Linked DNA regions of Mus musculus: region 1 is linked to region 2. The links are chromatin loops, found by intact Hi-C in ENCODE. Cell type or tissue: left cerebral cortex. All regions are shown on one strand. Links, peaks and the distances in the headings refer to the core of each region. The heading gives the core; the rest is flanking DNA. Region 1 holds the start of Slc18b1 (solute carrier family 18, subfamily B, member 1). Region 2 has its middle 26 kb from the start of Gm15270.

Region 1 (8,341 bases), core at 57-8,056, 830 kb after region 2:
AACATTTGGACACAATGAGCTCTCTTCAATCCATATTGTGTGCATGGACTCCATACTCCAGTCTAACCTTTATGTCACAGCTGCCGTTCCTCACACCATGGAGAGGGCAAAGGTTAGAGGGAGCCTGGCAACGTTCATCAGAATCCTTCCTTTGTGCAAACATTGCTTCCGGAGTTCTTAACAAATTCAGACTGAATTTCCTGGGCCACAACTATACCCCCTTCTCACCTTCCCCAACCCTCTTTGGAGACAAAGTCTCACTTTATGGCCCTGGCTGCCTGGAATTCACTTATAGACCAGGCTGGCCTCAACACTTCTAGAAGATCCCTGCTTGCTTCTGCCTCCTGCGTGCGCTGAGTAAAGTCATGAGCCATTATACTTGGCTAAAACTGCCTAAGTCATTATGCCCAACACCAGAAGACAGAATTGGCACCCTGATCATTTAGTGATTCAACCCCTTTTTTAGCTATAGACTTCAAATAAAGATTAATCAGGCTACATGGTAAAAGAAATAATACTTAGAAAGTCTCAAATATATTTTAGGTGAATTACCCAGCAAAAAGATGGTCTGACTTTTTTTTTTTTTAAAATACATATTAGACACTAAGAAATATTGTCTTGCTGTGTGTGGAGGAGGGTGATTCAGTAGGTAATGTGCTTTTTGTGTAACCAGGACAACCTGAGTTGGATCCCAGCACCGGTATAAAAAGCTGAGCTTATTGGCACACATCTGTAACACTAGCACTAAGAGATGAAGACAGGAGGATTCGGGGATGGGGGTGGGGGGCTGCTGGCCAGCCAGTCCAGCTAAACTGGTAGCTTCAGGGGCAGTGAGAGATGATGCCTTGATGAAGAAGCCCAACATTGATCTATGACCTCTGTGCACACATGGGCTAACAATTCCCCCCCAACACACACACACACACACACACACACACATACACACACACACACATACACACACACACACACACACATTACAACTGTCATACAACACACACACACACACATGTTAACCAAACCATAGATACATTTTTATATTTTATTTATTTTAAAGATTTTTAAAAATTTTTAATTATGTGTATATGTATATGTGTGTGGAGATATTTACATGCGAGCAATGGTGTCCATGGAGGTCAAAGGGCACCAAATCCCTCTCAAACTAGAGTTAAAGATGATATGAGTGGCCTGACATGGATGCTGGGAACTGAACTCAGGTTATCTGGAAGAACAGGACACACTCTTACCTCCTGAGCCACGCCCCCTCATTATAAAATTCTTATATTTTATAATCTCTAAAATTATATAGCTGAAGGGCTTTCTAAAAATTAGAGTTTGTGCAGTATAAAAATGTCTTACCTCCTTAGGGAAAAATGGTCCAAGGATGGAATAGGTCATCATGCAACCCAAGTTCATGCTTGCTGCTGATACCAGCACAAAAATCTGTTCTCTTGACAGTCGCCGGGATGTCTCTCTTGTACTTCCTCCAGGGTCATCACCTTGAATGCAAACGCATTGCTATTACAAGGGTGTAACTGGGATTCTGGGTAAAACACACGAGTGGTATTTTACACGGAGTTAACAGACTCAGAGAACAGTTGTTGAGATAAAAGACTATTCTAAATATAATAGTTATAACCAAACAGAAATCAGATGTGGAATAACACTGCAAATTTGAAACATTTTCATATGGAGACTCTTCCGTTAGAATTTCAACATGGAAAATATTAAGCCATTTCGACTGCTTCTTTCAGAAACCCCCTCAATGATGAACACCAGGGTTAGTTGCCAAGGGCACCAGGCTTTAAAGAAATATAGTCTTAAGCTACTAGCTTCATATGCCACACAGACTCAGTCAGAGCCTAAGTGTTTAAACAGGAAATGCTAGCTCTTGACCAGAGCAAACTGGTTGTGCCAGCTCTCTTCTGGTTCTAAGTTCACCAACTTAACACTCTGCAAAGTCCATTCTCACAAATATGTAAATCTGGTCACTGCCCACACTGACTAGTGGTCTTTTAAATCAACTCATTTCACACTTTTATCCCTGTTTAAACTGTCAAAGAACCAAGCAATCACTGAGTTTCAAATGTCCAAGCAGATTCCTCAGCCATTTCTAAATTAAATGATTCTGAGGGGGAACAAAGAAGGAGGAGGGGGAGGAGGAAGAAGAAGAAGAGGAGGAGGAGGAGGAGGAGGAGGAGGAGGAGGAGGAGGAAGAGGAAGAGGAAGAGGAAGAGGAAGAGGAAGAGGAGGGAGAGGAAGAGGAGAATAATTATTATTTAATCTATTTTTCCAGAGGTAGCCATTAAAGGCCAGGTGGAAAAAAAAATCTATGCAAAATAAGGAAGTCTTAAGAATCCTTTGAAAACCGCCTGAGTTTGCATACTGGGTTGCCTCGATCCAGCCTTAATCTGAGGGGAGGTGCCCAGTCTTACTGCAACTTGATATGTCAAATGTTTGGTTGATATCCATGGGATGCCTGCTTTTTTCTAAATAGAAACAGAGGATGAATGGATGGGGGAAGGACAGAGAAGAGGGGAGGAGAGAAACGAGAGGAAACTGCTGTTGGGGTACAAAAATAATTAATTTCTTACATATACACATACACACATACACACACACACACACACACACACACACACACACACACATATACACATATACATATGTATACACACACACACACACACACACATATGAACTCATTTCATATAGATATGTCCGAGTTGAAGCCTTCTTCAAACGAGAGAAAGTTACAAGAGGAACGCCAGAAAACACCAAAGAACATTTTAGGCCTTATGATGTGGTGTTATTAATTTGAAAGCATTCTGAAATCTCCTACTTTAAAAAGCAGAGGTTTGGGAAGTACCCGTATGCATTCCCCAAACAGGAGAAAAGAAATACTGGCCGGGATCGCACAGTCAGGCCAGACCCTACCCTGCTTGAAGGTCTCAGAAACAACAACAGCAGCGGCAGCAACAACAACAAAACAAGCTAAGCCATTATATCCTAAAGACACAGGCCCTAAGCCCATGGCGAGCTACGCGCTGAAAACAGTCACCTCCTCCTGTCCCTGCAGGAGCCGGGGAGCCCGCCTCGTCCATGAGCCGCTCTCGGGGTCTTCCGGCGCTCCAGGCTCAGCGGGCGAGGTGCGGTGGCAGCGGGCGAGCTGCGGGGATCGGACTCCGCATTCCGGTCCAGAGGTGAAGACTTGAGCCGGGACAAGAAACCTCGCTGATCCTTGGAACCGGGGACCCACGGGAGCTTGGGCGTGCAGGGGCGGAGCAGTGGTCTCCGCCCATGCTGATCGTGGGCTCCAAATAAAGAGGAGAAAGTAAGCTCGTGTGCCTGGCTGTGGAAACCTTCTGTGGATGCAGGTGTCTGCTGCTTTGCAAACTGATCGCTCACTTGCTATGTCTTTGAATGATAGGTCCATTTTTGTCATCGTCGTAGTCGTTGTCTTGCTTTTCCATATTCACAGCTAGGCTTACTAAGGCTTATATGACCTAGTCAGTCGGATTGTGCATACCTTAGTGACAAGAGGCGTAGGCAAGTGCCCCTTTCTCTCTACACAGAAGTATCCAGCACAAGCCTGGCTTTTACTTTGTCTTCTCCTTGTTTATTATTCGGGAAAAGTTTAAGTTTGGAAATGTAGGCCAAGGGGAAGGATTGAGTCACACGCCTGCAGTCGATGTGATTTTAATATGAATGAAACTTTTGTATGCTGCCCGTTATGCTGACCTGCTAGCAGAGGTGACAGAGACGATTAATATTTTACTCTAATGCATTAGGGTCTACAATAGAATTGTTGGGAAAGGACTGTACTTCAGCAAAGTGAATCTTGCACAGTCTCTATTACTGTAGATATTGAAGATTATATAGAAATTCCAGGCAGGCTAGAAGTAGTTCTGAGACAAAGAACTTGGGAACCGCTCCAGACGCCAGGCTTAGCTAGAGCAAAGGTTCTTCCAGGCTATTTATGGAAGCCTAACCTCTTCAGCTCAATCTTACTAAAAACCTTTACAAATAATTTTAAAAACGTATGTGTATGCCAGTGTAGGTTCCAAAGAAGCTGTTGGATCCCCTGGAGGTGGAGTTAAAGGAGCCAATTAGCACGGGTGCCAGGACCTGAACCTGGGTCCTCTGGATGAGCAGTAAGTGCTAACCACTGGTCTACCTGGCCATTCCCACCACTGCTAATTGCGATTATATTACACTGTGTTCTCATTCTGATCCAACCTTGACCCAACCTCGACCCACAGAAGATTTTCCTCCAATTGTTTCTTTTATGGTTTTCTTTTTTCCTTTCTGTCTTTTTAAAAACTCACTTTCTGGACTGGCATTAACTGCAGATGTTGGTTCACCCAACCTCGACCTACTCGCCCCCACCCCCACCCCCCCAACACACACACATGCGTATACCTCTCTCTTTCTTCTTTTCTTGGACTCTATCAGAACTTTTCTTGACTTTGTATTTACAACCTTTGAACTAATTTTTCCATTTATATTAACATCTATTTCCCTCTGCAATCAGCAGCTATTCTTACACTCTTAGCATATATGTATGTGTATATAATATATATATGTTATTATATATATTATACACACACATTTTAAATATATCCTTGGGCCTGCAAGATGGCTAAAAAGCTAAGGGTACTTTCTGCTTAGCACTGCGACCCAAGTTAGATTCCTGGGATGCACATGGCAGATGGAGAGAACCCACTCTCCCACACTGCACACTGTCCTTCAACTTGCACACGAGCGAGCACTGGGACACTTGTGCCCTTCCCCCCAAAATAAATAAATAAATAAATAAATAAATGCAATTAAAACTATTAAAACTTGTATTCCTGTGTTGTGTCTGTGTATTACTGATTCTTGGGGACTGGACCAAATGACTCCAAGATTTTGCTCATTTAACTAAGAATTTAATAAAGCATTCCTAGCTCGGCAGCCCAAGGCTTAACTTGGCTTGGACTTTACACACACAGCTCTTTGAATGATATACCTGACATTATTTTGTGAACTTGGGACCTCCATGTTCACTAAGCTGCACACATGCTCCTCTTCCAACAATGGCGCAAGTTTCTTCTTGCCTTCCTTGCCATCAAACTTAGACAGATTCTATTCTTCTATACTCAGTTTATGTAAAGGCCTGAGCCAGGAATAGTTTGGAATACATGCACAATTAGGCAAACTTGTGTTCTCAAAAGAACTTTAGGGGGGGAATTTCCTATTTACCACTTTATGCCTCTGCATAATAGGGTGTACCTGACTGAAATATATACATTGGACTGGAGAGATGGTTTAGTGGTTAAGAGCACTGGCTGTTCTTCTAGAGGACTTACAACCAGCTGTAACTACAGTTTCAGGGGGATCTGACCCTTCTAGTCTCTGCATGCACTTGGTACACAGACACACATAGTGGCAAATACATATAAAATATATATAAAATAAATAAATAAAATTAGATAAATTATGGGAAGAGACATATATCTCATGGCTAAACCTATCAATCAAATCAAAGAATCGCCCCTCAGTTGTAAGTTTGTCTTGCTGCATGTGTGTCTGTGTGAGGGTGTCTGATCCCCGAGAGTTGGACTTACAGACACTTGTGAGCTGCCACGTGGGTGCTGGGAATTGAACCTGGATCCTCTCAAAGAGAAGCCACTGTTTTTAACCAATGAGCCCTCTCCAGTCCCATGCATTTCCTTAACTAAGAGGAAAACCAGCTTTGTACATGTCTTCTCATATTTGCCATTTCTGAGGTTCTTCATTCTGCAACATCTGAGTTTCCCTTCCCGTGCCATTTCTCATCCACATGAGGTTTTCCCTCTGATGTTACATATGAGTCACTATAAAGCATCAGCCATCTGGTGGTGAACGCTTTTTGTTTTCTTTCTTTCTGGGTTATTTTTTTTTATCTTTTTTTTTTTTTTTAGAGATTTATTTATTATATGTAAGTACACTGTAGCTGTTTTCAGACACTCCAGAAGAGGGAGTTAGATCTCGTTACGAGATGGTTGTGAGCCACCATGTGGTTGCTGGGATTTGAACTCATGACCTTCGGAAGAGCAGTCGGGTGCTCTTACCCACTGAGCCATCTCACCAGCCCTCTGGGTTATTTTTAAGGGTTTTTATTAAGTATAGAAATATGTGTCGGAAGTTATCTCTTGGCCCTTGCAAAATGTGGGCTTAGTGTCATTCTCCTTTCATTTCTTCAAAGAAATTAATGGAATTTTGTGTTTGCTTTAGTAATCTCTTGTATGTAATGTCTCCTCCTACTTGGTCTGTTCTTTTTTTATTCTCTTTATCTGTTGTTTTTACTAGCTTAATTATGTGCCTAGGAGAGCATTTTTCACATTTCCTACAAGGATCACACTTTCTTTTCCTAGCGTTGAAAGTAGAAAGCCTGCCATTTGCAAATGCAGAGACCTTCTGCTACCTGGACACAGAAGAAGGCTAGCACCAGTGACAGCTACTAGAAACCAGAACAGTGATAGCAAATAGCACAGTACAGACCCGCAGCGCTCGATAGACAAGGCAAAACTAACTGATCCAAGAAATAGATAAGGCAAAACTAACTGATCCAAGAAATAGATAAGGCAAAACTAACTGATCCAAGAAAGCCCGTAAGGACGGATCATTTAATTCCTTACCATTTCACTGTTGAAATAACTGAGGGCCGGGATTTTGTTGTTTGTTGTCTGCTTGAGAAAGGGTCTAAGCTGTTTGCAAACTTGCTTTGTCCCCTAGATCTAGTTGATCCTCTTGCCTTGACTTCCCACGTTCTGAATTCCAGGTGTGCGTCAACACGCGTGGCTCAGGACTGAGTTCAGTTCCAGTCTTAAGTACAGTTAGTGATGGGAAGACCTACTTCCCATTGATTTGATAATTCAAATTATCATCACATTTTAGATCGTTAAAATTCTTCTGTTGTCATGGATACAAGGTCTCGTGCTACTCAAGCTGGCCTGAAACTTGCTATGTAGCTGAGGACGCCCTTCAACTTCTGACAACACTGCCTCTGTCTTTTGAGTGCTGAGATAACTCCCAGTTTTATTTGGTGCTAAGCAATACAAAGCAGGACCTCATGCAAGCCCCCTGTGCAAGCATTCTGCCTCAGAGCAGTTTCCCAGCCCTTTCCACACATCTTTGCACAAGGTAAATAAGCATTTTAAGCCACCACTCATTTAATCTTCACAATATGACAGTGTTAGTAGCATCTTCACTGAACTATGAATAACCTGCGGAAGACTGCCTACAAAGTGGGCCGGGATCCTAGCTCCTCTGAGATGGGCCAAAGATAACAACATTGTTTTTGCACCTTATCCTAGCTTCACTACCCAGCTCTATTTTCTTTTTCAATGTTTTGAAAATAGTTTTTAACCTTTTATTTGCTGGTGTTTTTGAGACAGGGTTTCTCTCTGTAGCCCTGGAACTCACTGTGTAGACCAGGCTGGCCTCGAACTCATAGAGATGCTTCCTTCCTTCCTGACTGTGCTGGTATTAAAGGTGTGCACCATTACTAACTGTTTATTTATGTATTTTTTTTTTTACTTATTTTTAACTTCAAAAACTAGTTCTCTCTCTCTCTCCCCTCCCCCACCCCCATGCGTGCGTGTGTGCGTGCGTGTGTGCGTGCGTGTGTGCGTGCGTGCGTGCGTGCGCGCATATGTGTGATTTCAGGTTGCCCTGCTCTGCAGTATAATTGCCTCTGGAGGTGGTGCTCATCTACCATCTTGTATTAGAGACATCCTCATTTTCTTGTTCCCACTGCTTTTTGCTGGACCAACCATCTGGCCCTTCAGCTGCTGGGGATTCCCAACTCTCTCACTCATTTCCTACCTGCCCACAAAAAGACAGGCTTGCATGCATCTACGGTATGTGTCAGGCTTTTACAAGAATTCTGAGGATTCAAACTCAGTCTCTCACACTTACACAGAAAATACTTCTAGTCACGGAAGTGTGTGTGTGTGTCTGTAGTCCAAATCAAAGATCCTTCTGCTTAATCTATTTTATAGCCCTTCCTTTTTTGACACTGATAGAAGTTGAACTGTGTATCTTACTTAGAGTATCTATTGCTTTGACAAAAACACCAAGGCCAGCTGGGCGTGGTGGCGCACGCCTCTAATCCCAGCACTCGGGAGGCAGAGGCAGGCGGATTTCTGAGTTCGAGGCCAGCCTGGTCTACAGAGTGAGTTCCAGGACAGCCAGGACGACACAGAGAAACCCTGTTTCAAAAACACACACACAAAACAAACAAACAAACAAACAAACAAAAACACCAAGGCCAGAGGCAAGTCGGGGAGGAAAGGGTTAATTCCACTTACACTTC
Region 2 (8,341 bases), core at 294-8,293:
AACACACACACAAACACACCCCCCCCACACAAACACATACACACACAAACACACACATACACACATAAATACACACATTCAAACACACACACATACACACACATACAAACACACACAAGCACACACACACTCCCCAAATGCATTTCATATCACCTAGAAAAATAATACTAAGAAAAATTTGTACTCTGGGAAACATTTTAATAAAACTACATTGTTTGTAATTACATTTTACATTGTAATTATATGAAAATCAGTGATAATATTAATAATTGCTTTTGCGATGATTGCTGTGTGTTCTTTGGGGTTTGATTTTGTTTTTCCCTCCATACTCTAAAGTTCTCATCCTGAGGAAGATAAATGGTAGTAAATTCTAGGTGGCCCTTACAGTTATATTTGATGCAGAAGTGAAAAACCTGTAATCATTTTGCCAAAAATTCCTCTCTCGCGTGATTGCTAAAATACAGTGGATATTATGGGACCTTTGTAATATTTGTAGTATTTGTGAAGTACCAGCCTTCAATATGGTTGGCTTAGGCAATCTTAGGGCCATTTGAAGCTTGTATGTTCGTGAACCAGACACACAGGCGCCACATAAGTTGCTTGGGAAACAAGAATTGCTTATCCAAAGACCTAGAGCCTCATTTCTGAGCATCTACTGAGGGACTCTCAGCGAGGACGACTCACACAGGGAGGCCGGCTTTCTTTGTATCTCGAGCGTCAATGACGTCTGGGCTTGTCGATGGACTCAACACGCACGTGAAAGTGTTTAGTAGGACCGTCAGTGGATTCGGCAACCACCAGGAATATTTGCTAATACGTCAGACTTTGTGTTCGTAGTGACACAGAAGAGGACAAAGGCCTGGAAGCCATAGATGCTTAGGATTCTGTTGTTCTTGCAGATACTTTGTCCTTCTGCGCTACGACTTTCGCCCAGCAGGTGGCGGTATGTGACTGTGAGAACTGCAGCAACAGGCACAGAAGTGAAGAACTTCCGGGAAAAGGGAGGGGGGGGGGCGGTTTAAGAGTCGGGTTTCCTGAAGCTAGCTCCAGGATCATGCTGAATATTCTGCGCATCTGATTAGAGATTTGGATTTGGATATCAAGCTACCTGCTCGTTTATTACTTGAGCATAAACAGATTTATACTAGAGATGAATCTGAGCTTGCTGTCTGGAGTCACTTCCTAATGCCACCTCTCTCAGCACAGTCACATTTGGGCACGTTGAATACAATCTCTGTTTTGGATTATCATCTTATTGGAAGAACGAGTCTACAGTTGTTGCTATTTACCTCTGCTTAGGTGTTTAGATTCCTCACACTCCTTAATTTCACCTCAGATTAACGCATTCAACCCAAAGCGTGTTGCATTAGTCAGTCTATCCAGGTAAACGGGGACAACTGATAAAAAGCATCCGGTGGGTGCTGCAAGCTTTGATCGCCTTCAGGTAGCCAGTCGGAAACTGGCTACTGTGGAAACCCTGCCACTAGATAACATTTTACTGCTGCAGACGATATTTCCCCCTTCTTTAACAGTCTATGAAATGCTCTGCTGAGCCACGCTCCCTTAGCAATGTCCCTTCCCTGGGGGAAGCTTTCTACAAATGTACAAGCCTCCCATTAACTCGTTCCACAAAGTCCAGTCCAAACCTTTAGTGACACTGAATATAATCTCACAATCACTTCTTCTTCCCTTCCCTCTGGCTCTCCCAATCTTTTTCTTATGTCACAAGGTCAAATACTCTCAGTTCATGTGTGTCTTTCTTATAGGCTGAGTGACTATACACAGAGCTATGTGTTCTTGGAGGGCCTTGAGCCCCATGGCTGGCAACAGTGCAGCGACCTTAGTGGCCATGGTAGGTCTTGGCACCTATGAAATGCTCACTAAATGTCTGTGGCTTTGGTTCACTGCTGCAGGATAATTTCACAGTTGTGATATATTCTACCATTTGATTCCAGCCAACTTATTGCTCTTAATTTTCATTTTCAATCATCTTGTTGGTGCATGTCTCCTCTGTCCCCACCCCTCTGCAGTCGTCCATTTTCTTCAAAATCTGGCTGCAGTGCCATTTTCTCTATGGAACTACTGTCTCTGTAGCCTTTGAGCACTGCCGTCTGAGCAATCTGATCTTGCCACACAGTATGAGCCTTTAACTTTGTCCGTCTGCATCTTGAGTTCCAATAAAAGGGGGAAACTAAAGTAATGCACGGTGGTGGGAAAGACCGCAGAGAGGAATGCTGCCCTTCACGAGGGATAGTCTGAGTCTTTCGAAAGTTCCTTCCTTGTTCGACCAGACAGGACCATGATTGATGGATAAAGATTCAGATGTGGGACATGCTGAAGCAGGGCAGGCAAGTCTGTGGAGACCCAGTTCCGTCTATTTGAAGTGGTTGTCTCTTTGCCAGCACTCCCAAGAGAATAGTGGGCTGTTTGATCTCTGGTCCCCATCAAAGGTGCCCTTGACAGACTGCAGCCCAGGTCTGTAAGCTTCCTCATAAACCCATGTTTGGAAAGATATCTCTTGGGTGGGGGGGTTGCGGAGAGGGGGTTATTTTGGTTTGAAACTGGAAGAAAGGAGGCTTGAAACTTAGTTGGAAGTGAGAAATATCAAGGTGGGGCAGGCAATGAATCTGGAGGGGACAATATCCTGTGAGTAAAAACAGTGGGTCTTGAGGCGGTTTCTGAGATGCTTGGCTGTTAACTCTCTCATCAGCCGCCCTCCTTGTCCTACTGGCTTGGCCCTGCAAGGCTGGGGTGCGGTCATTGATGCGTCTCTCCAGCTCCCGTTCCTAACTGGAACTGTTCGTTCTGCTAACGATCCCAAAACAACTTTTGTTTTGGGAAAGATGACCAAGCAGTCGCTTGTTAAGAATCCACTGAACCCCTCTTTCAGACCAGGAACAGTGGAAGATTCACAGCAGAGTAGGGTAGATAGAGACACAAATATACACACCATGTCTTGCTGTTGTTGCTGTGGTTATATACATACTGTGTCTTCCTGTTGTTATTTTGGGCTATGTGGATAATTTTCATTTGCCGGGGAAGTCAGACAGATTTAAGGCAAATGGGCATATTCTTTTCTAGCAGGAAAGGGACACTGTAGAGCCTTGGCAAGCTTCACCACTGAACCATTATGAGCCCCTGAGTCTCCATATGCTTCAGAAAACTCCCAACAGAACGCTCAGGGGAGCCATAACAAATTGCTTGGCATTTCTGTAGAAGACTGACAATATTCCTCACCTACTCTCATCTCTAATTGATGTCCTGTTTTTCCTTTTGTTAATCTTGCCAGGTACAGTATTGCTGTCTGTCCTTCTTAGATGGTGTGATCGAGAATTACTTAATATGTGTTTTGGAAAAGATCTATTATTTTTATTTTACAAGTATGAATGTCCCGCTTAGATGCATGTTCATGTAGTACCCAAAGAGCCCAGAAGAGGGCGGTGGAATCCACGGAACTGGAGGGCCAGATGGTTGTGCGCCACCATGTGGATACAGGGAAAATCTCACTGGGTTCCTCGGAATAAACAGCATAATGCTTTTAACTGCTAAGCCATTTCTTCAATGTTTTGTAGTCTCAAGTTGTGAACGTATCTTGGGCCTTGTCCACAGAAATTCTCTGCAGCCTGGCTTGCAAATACACTTTTCCAAAAATCTTTCCACATTGCTTTAAGCCAAGTGGCCTGGAGATTATAGAGTTTTTAAGTCCTAAAATCGTTTTATATTAATCCTTCGGCTTGTATTTCTCAGACTACATAGGTAGGACTATGTCAAACCTCAAACTGCTTTTGTGGGAAGAACCATGATTACAGCCCCCCTCCCCCATCCAGACTAAATAATTTTTCTTCTTGGACTCGTGGAGTAGATATTGTAGCTCATTCTTTCCATGAAGATGTGGTAACGTTGGAGTCCTGGTTTACGGGAAGACTGGCCGTGGTACGGAGGACGGAGTTTCAACTTTACCTCTTACACTTACAATTTCCTATGCTCTGCTCACAAGAGTGCTACGACCCAGGACCCTGGTTGCTGACAGCAGAAGTCTCCCTTCCAGGGATGCCTGTGGTCCACACAGCTGAAGGTGTTCATTTTTTCATGATTTCAAGGTGCTGCAGAAATTCCCATTATTACTGAAGGCTCAGCAATAGATTTTTAAAGAATATTTATTCTTGTGGCAGAAGCAAATAATCTATTTTAGGCATGGCCCATATCACAAGTTTTTACTGTTCAAGTATGGTCACTTGCCTTGATTTAGTTACTTTAGTCAGTTTGTATATGCTAAGCTATTTCGGCACCTCCTTTGGGTGGCCTTGCCCTCGCCTGCAAATCATTCGAGAACGTGGTCAAATTGTTCCTTACAGAGGGGGTCAACCCCTTTTTCCCAAGAGCCAGCGGAAAGAACCTGAAAGTCCTTCAGGGCTGCTATGCCAGTTTCTGCCACTTGGTGGCACTGTCGAACACGGGTCCTCCTGGCTTCGGGGTACAGAATTTGGTATTTCTCTTTCCTCCTTGGAGGTAGCCTCATTTGGACAGCAAGGTTACACTTCTTAGTTCAATCAGATTTCTGGCCATTGTATTCCGTGTCTACATCACCTTTTGGCTCCAGCCAACCAAGAGTTTAGAGTTCAAATATTTTGGTGAATATGAACCTTCCTCCATCAATAATATCTAATTAAAAACAGTAATGGATACAATGCCTCACCATTTTGCAATGGTTCCATACACAGGCAGCAATGGAGCCCAGCAGGAAAACGACTTATCCCGAAGAATTCTACAAGTTGATAAAAGATAATTGACTGGTGGCAGTACCACCGTGACTTTGGACCCCAGGTCGTGGCACACAGTTAGATGTATCTCTGGATACAGTACCCATGGATGTTACATTTTTTTTTCCAGGTCTACAGAATTTTCTGAGATTTGAGAGAGCTAGTTAATTCTTTAAGAAATGAAAATAGTAAGTAGAATCAAATTAGATTTCTTTTTACATGGAGGACAAAACAGTATGTCAATTATTCAATTAGTTTGAGTCCTGAGAATTATGTCTAGAGTGCGTGTGAGACTTTCCAAGTAGGTATGCTCTCATTGCTGAGTTCTTCATACAACTTCTCTGAAGACAGCTCTGCCGAGGCAAGTTTAAAATGATAACACAGATGTTCCAGAAACATCTTCAGATGACGGAGTGTTGTTTTATTTCTGATTCTTTTCCTCCTCCTCTCTGAGCAGTGGCGCTGATGGTGATGTTTGTCTTTACACAGCTTTTACCATGCAAAGCATATTGGTGCCCTTGACTCTACTCTACAGTTCTGGAAATGTGTGAAATGAGTTAACCCTCCTGCCAGTCCATGCAGGCGCACATTTAATATTATCCCTGAGCTATGAGGAGTCCAGATTTGCTATGTTGGAGCTGAACTTCAAAAGCTAACATTTATGGGGAAGTTTCCTATAAGAAAGTCTATTTTGGGAATTTATTAATCCCTGCTCTCTAAGTGCAGTGAGTCCCATCAGTGTGTTTGGCCTCCGTTGCTTGGAAGCAATCTATGGCCAGTTTAAGACTTGTCAATTATACAGTCACCTCCAAAAAATAGTATTTATTGGTTGACCCTAAGCCCATGTAACAGACTAACTCACAGATAGCATTGACATTCAACCATCCACTAATACCTCATCTAGAAGGAGCACATTCCGTTCAGAACAGAGAGCTCCTAGGCGCCTCTTCATCTGGTCTCTACGCGAGAGCCTTCGTGCATGCCCAAGTCAGGATCTGAGCATAAGAGCTAATGAAAATGACCCAAAACATATGATTTGCTAGGGAATCGGGTTTGTCTAGCAAATAAGGGCTCCCATTTTTCAGTACGTATGAGGACATGGCTAGATAGCTTCCGATGCAGCAAGGTGTTCTAGAGGTGGTGAGAAGTGAAAAGTGGTTATCAAATACTTTACACATCACAAAAAAATAGTTTGTGCTAAACATGGATGTGATTACACACACCGACTTGAAATAGAGCGCCACTGCCCAACGGAAGTGTGAGGTGTGCAATTCAAAACTTTCAGGAGTGTCATTTAAAAAGAGAGAAATAGGTAAAATTAATAACAACGATTTATGATATATTAATTTATATAGAAACTTACATAAATTTATTTGTTTATGATGTATGTATATTAATTTATATAGAAACTTACATAAATTTATTTGTTTATGATGTATGTATATTAATTTATATAGAAACTTACATAAATTTATTTGTTTTTCATATAGATTATCACTAATAATATATTTTAATATGTTAATGCTATATACCACATGCTAGTGATAGGTTTTATTTAACACAATATTATTATTTTGGCATATAAACAGCATGCACTTCTTGATATTTTTATATGTTTCAAAATAATTAATACTGGAAATTTGGTTAGATGTGTGAGGGAGGAAGCCTTGGGGCCACTCAGTGAATAGAGATTTGAGCTAAGATCTGAGCCGAGAGCCAGAGCCCTCTGGAGAATCAGAGAGAGTGAGCTGTGATGGCAACAGCTGGCTCCCACTCTTCCCAGGGGTCCCCCTCCACACCCATCTCATAACTCAGACCCCCGAGTCCCCTCCCCCCTCAGTTAACACTTGGGTTTTGTCTTAGTTCAGGTTTCTATTGCTGTAACAAAACACCATGACTAAGAAGCAAGTTGGGGAGGAAAGGGTTTATTCGGCTTATACTTCCACATTGTAGTCTGTTACTGAAGGAAGAATTCATTTTTCAACTTTCTCATTTTCTTATATTATTTGACCCCCCCCCCACAGGTTTACATAGGGGTGTGTGTGTGCGCATGTGCGCGTGTGTGTGTGTTTGGGGGGGGGTGCATGCCCACATACAGACCCCTGTGTGGGCCTCTGAAGAGTTCATAGGCTCTAGCACCTGTGTACTCCCCAGAAGACATTGAAGCTCAAAGGATGTTTGATCCAGGAACTATTCTAAGTGAGGCAAATGTATGCCAGACATGCACCTTGCAAAGAAACAGAAATTACATGTCTAGCACCATCCAAAGGTCGTCAGCTCCTGCTTCCACGTTCCTGCCCTGAATGGATGCCTGTCCTGACTTCCTCCAATGATGTACTGAGATCTGGAAGTGTAAGCCAAATAAATTCTTCCCTCCCCAACTTAATTTTTGGTCATGGTGTTTCATCACAGCAGTAGTAACCCTAACGAGGACAATATCCTTACAAACAAACAAACAAACAAACAAACAAACAAACAAAAAAACCCAAACCCAGCCAAAGGCAGAATTTGATGCGGGAAGTTGGTCTGTTTTAATGTTTTAAATGATGTAGAGGGGAACCTCCGTTATAAGAATATGCAAGGCTGCCTTAGGTCCCAATCCTGAAGACATTCCCACCCATCTTAAAATTGGCTCTTCCTTCCGGTGGGTAGGGGATTCTACCTGGTAGACAGGGAAGTACTCTGGAGAGAGTCAGTGGGCTATTGCTGGGCACGGTAATTTGGCTGGCAGTGAGAATGTTGTCCCATCAACCCTTTCCTTTATTTGAATATGCAAATATTACTGGAATGGTTACAGGAGATGGCAAATCTGTCTGGTCCCCAGGAGACTGATGATGTTTTAAAGATACAGATACTCATGCAGTGGGAGAATGAGCCTGAAGAGAGCGATGGGATCGAATTCAGAATGAAGGATTTAATTCAGAAATTAAAATGTGCAAGAAGCTTCGGAACGCCGTACCTGCTGTGGTTTAAGTGGCAAATAAGTTCGAATTCCTGCATCCCTAGCTGGTGGTGCTGCTTCGAAAAGTTACAAAGCATCTGCGAGGTTACAAAACGTTCAGCTTTGCCGAAGGAAATACCTCACGGGGGCGGGCTTTGAGGTTTCATATCCTGGACTTCATTTCCTGTTCTCGCTCCACTTCCTGACTACTACTGTAATGTGTCAACCAGTTATGCTCCCGCCACCGTGCCTTCCCTCCTGGAGTTATCACCTAAGGAACTGTAAACCGAAACCCTTTACGATGCTTTTGTCTGTATTATTTAGTCACAGTAAGAGAAGCGAAACTAAGACAACCGTATAAATATTTCATCAGCTGGTGGAAAGATATACTGAAGGTGGTTTCACTAATTGGTAGATTAAATTACTGTTCCCAAGTCTTCATTCCCTGCCTGACGAGAGCATCAAGCATCACCCACACATTGTCATGGGACTTGCAGAGATCTGTTTCTGCAAACTACACTCTATACCTGCTTGGCCATGTGACTTGCTTCGGCCAATGGGAACCCAACGATGCCCCGCCCAAGTATTAGCGAGATTGACAATGGTGTTCTTGCTCTCACATCGGTGTCTAGAAGAATGT

The links. Peaks named below come from ENCODE experiments on the same cell type or tissue, not always from the same donor. Only the 100,000 strongest peaks of a DNase experiment are listed, where the experiment ranks them.
Region 1: a loop joins it to region 2, with 4 times the contacts of the local background. A loop is called at or near these places in 3 of 42 quality-filtered maps.

Annotation. Positions count from the first base shown.
Region 1 is chr10:23,791,904-23,800,244 of GRCm38, reverse strand. It overlaps Slc18b1 (solute carrier family 18, subfamily B, member 1), which reads right to left and starts at 3,259. Exons shown (of 14, transcript NM_183116.2): 1 at 3,062-3,259; 2 at 1,360-1,499. The coding sequence starts at 3,104. In left cerebral cortex, for the core only: no CTCF peak of the experiment used is centred there; a DNase peak (open chromatin) is centred at 3,239; H3K4me3 peaks cover 1,204 bases; H3K27ac peaks cover 759 bases.
Region 2 is chr10:24,617,866-24,626,206 of GRCm38, reverse strand. No RefSeq gene overlaps it. Among named protein-coding and RNA genes, the nearest start is that of Gm15270, 26 kb to the right of the region's middle. In left cerebral cortex, for the core only: CTCF peaks have their summits at 917 (motif pointing right), 3,452 (motif pointing right) and 4,422 (motif pointing right); DNase peaks (open chromatin) are centred at 929, 3,454 and 4,421.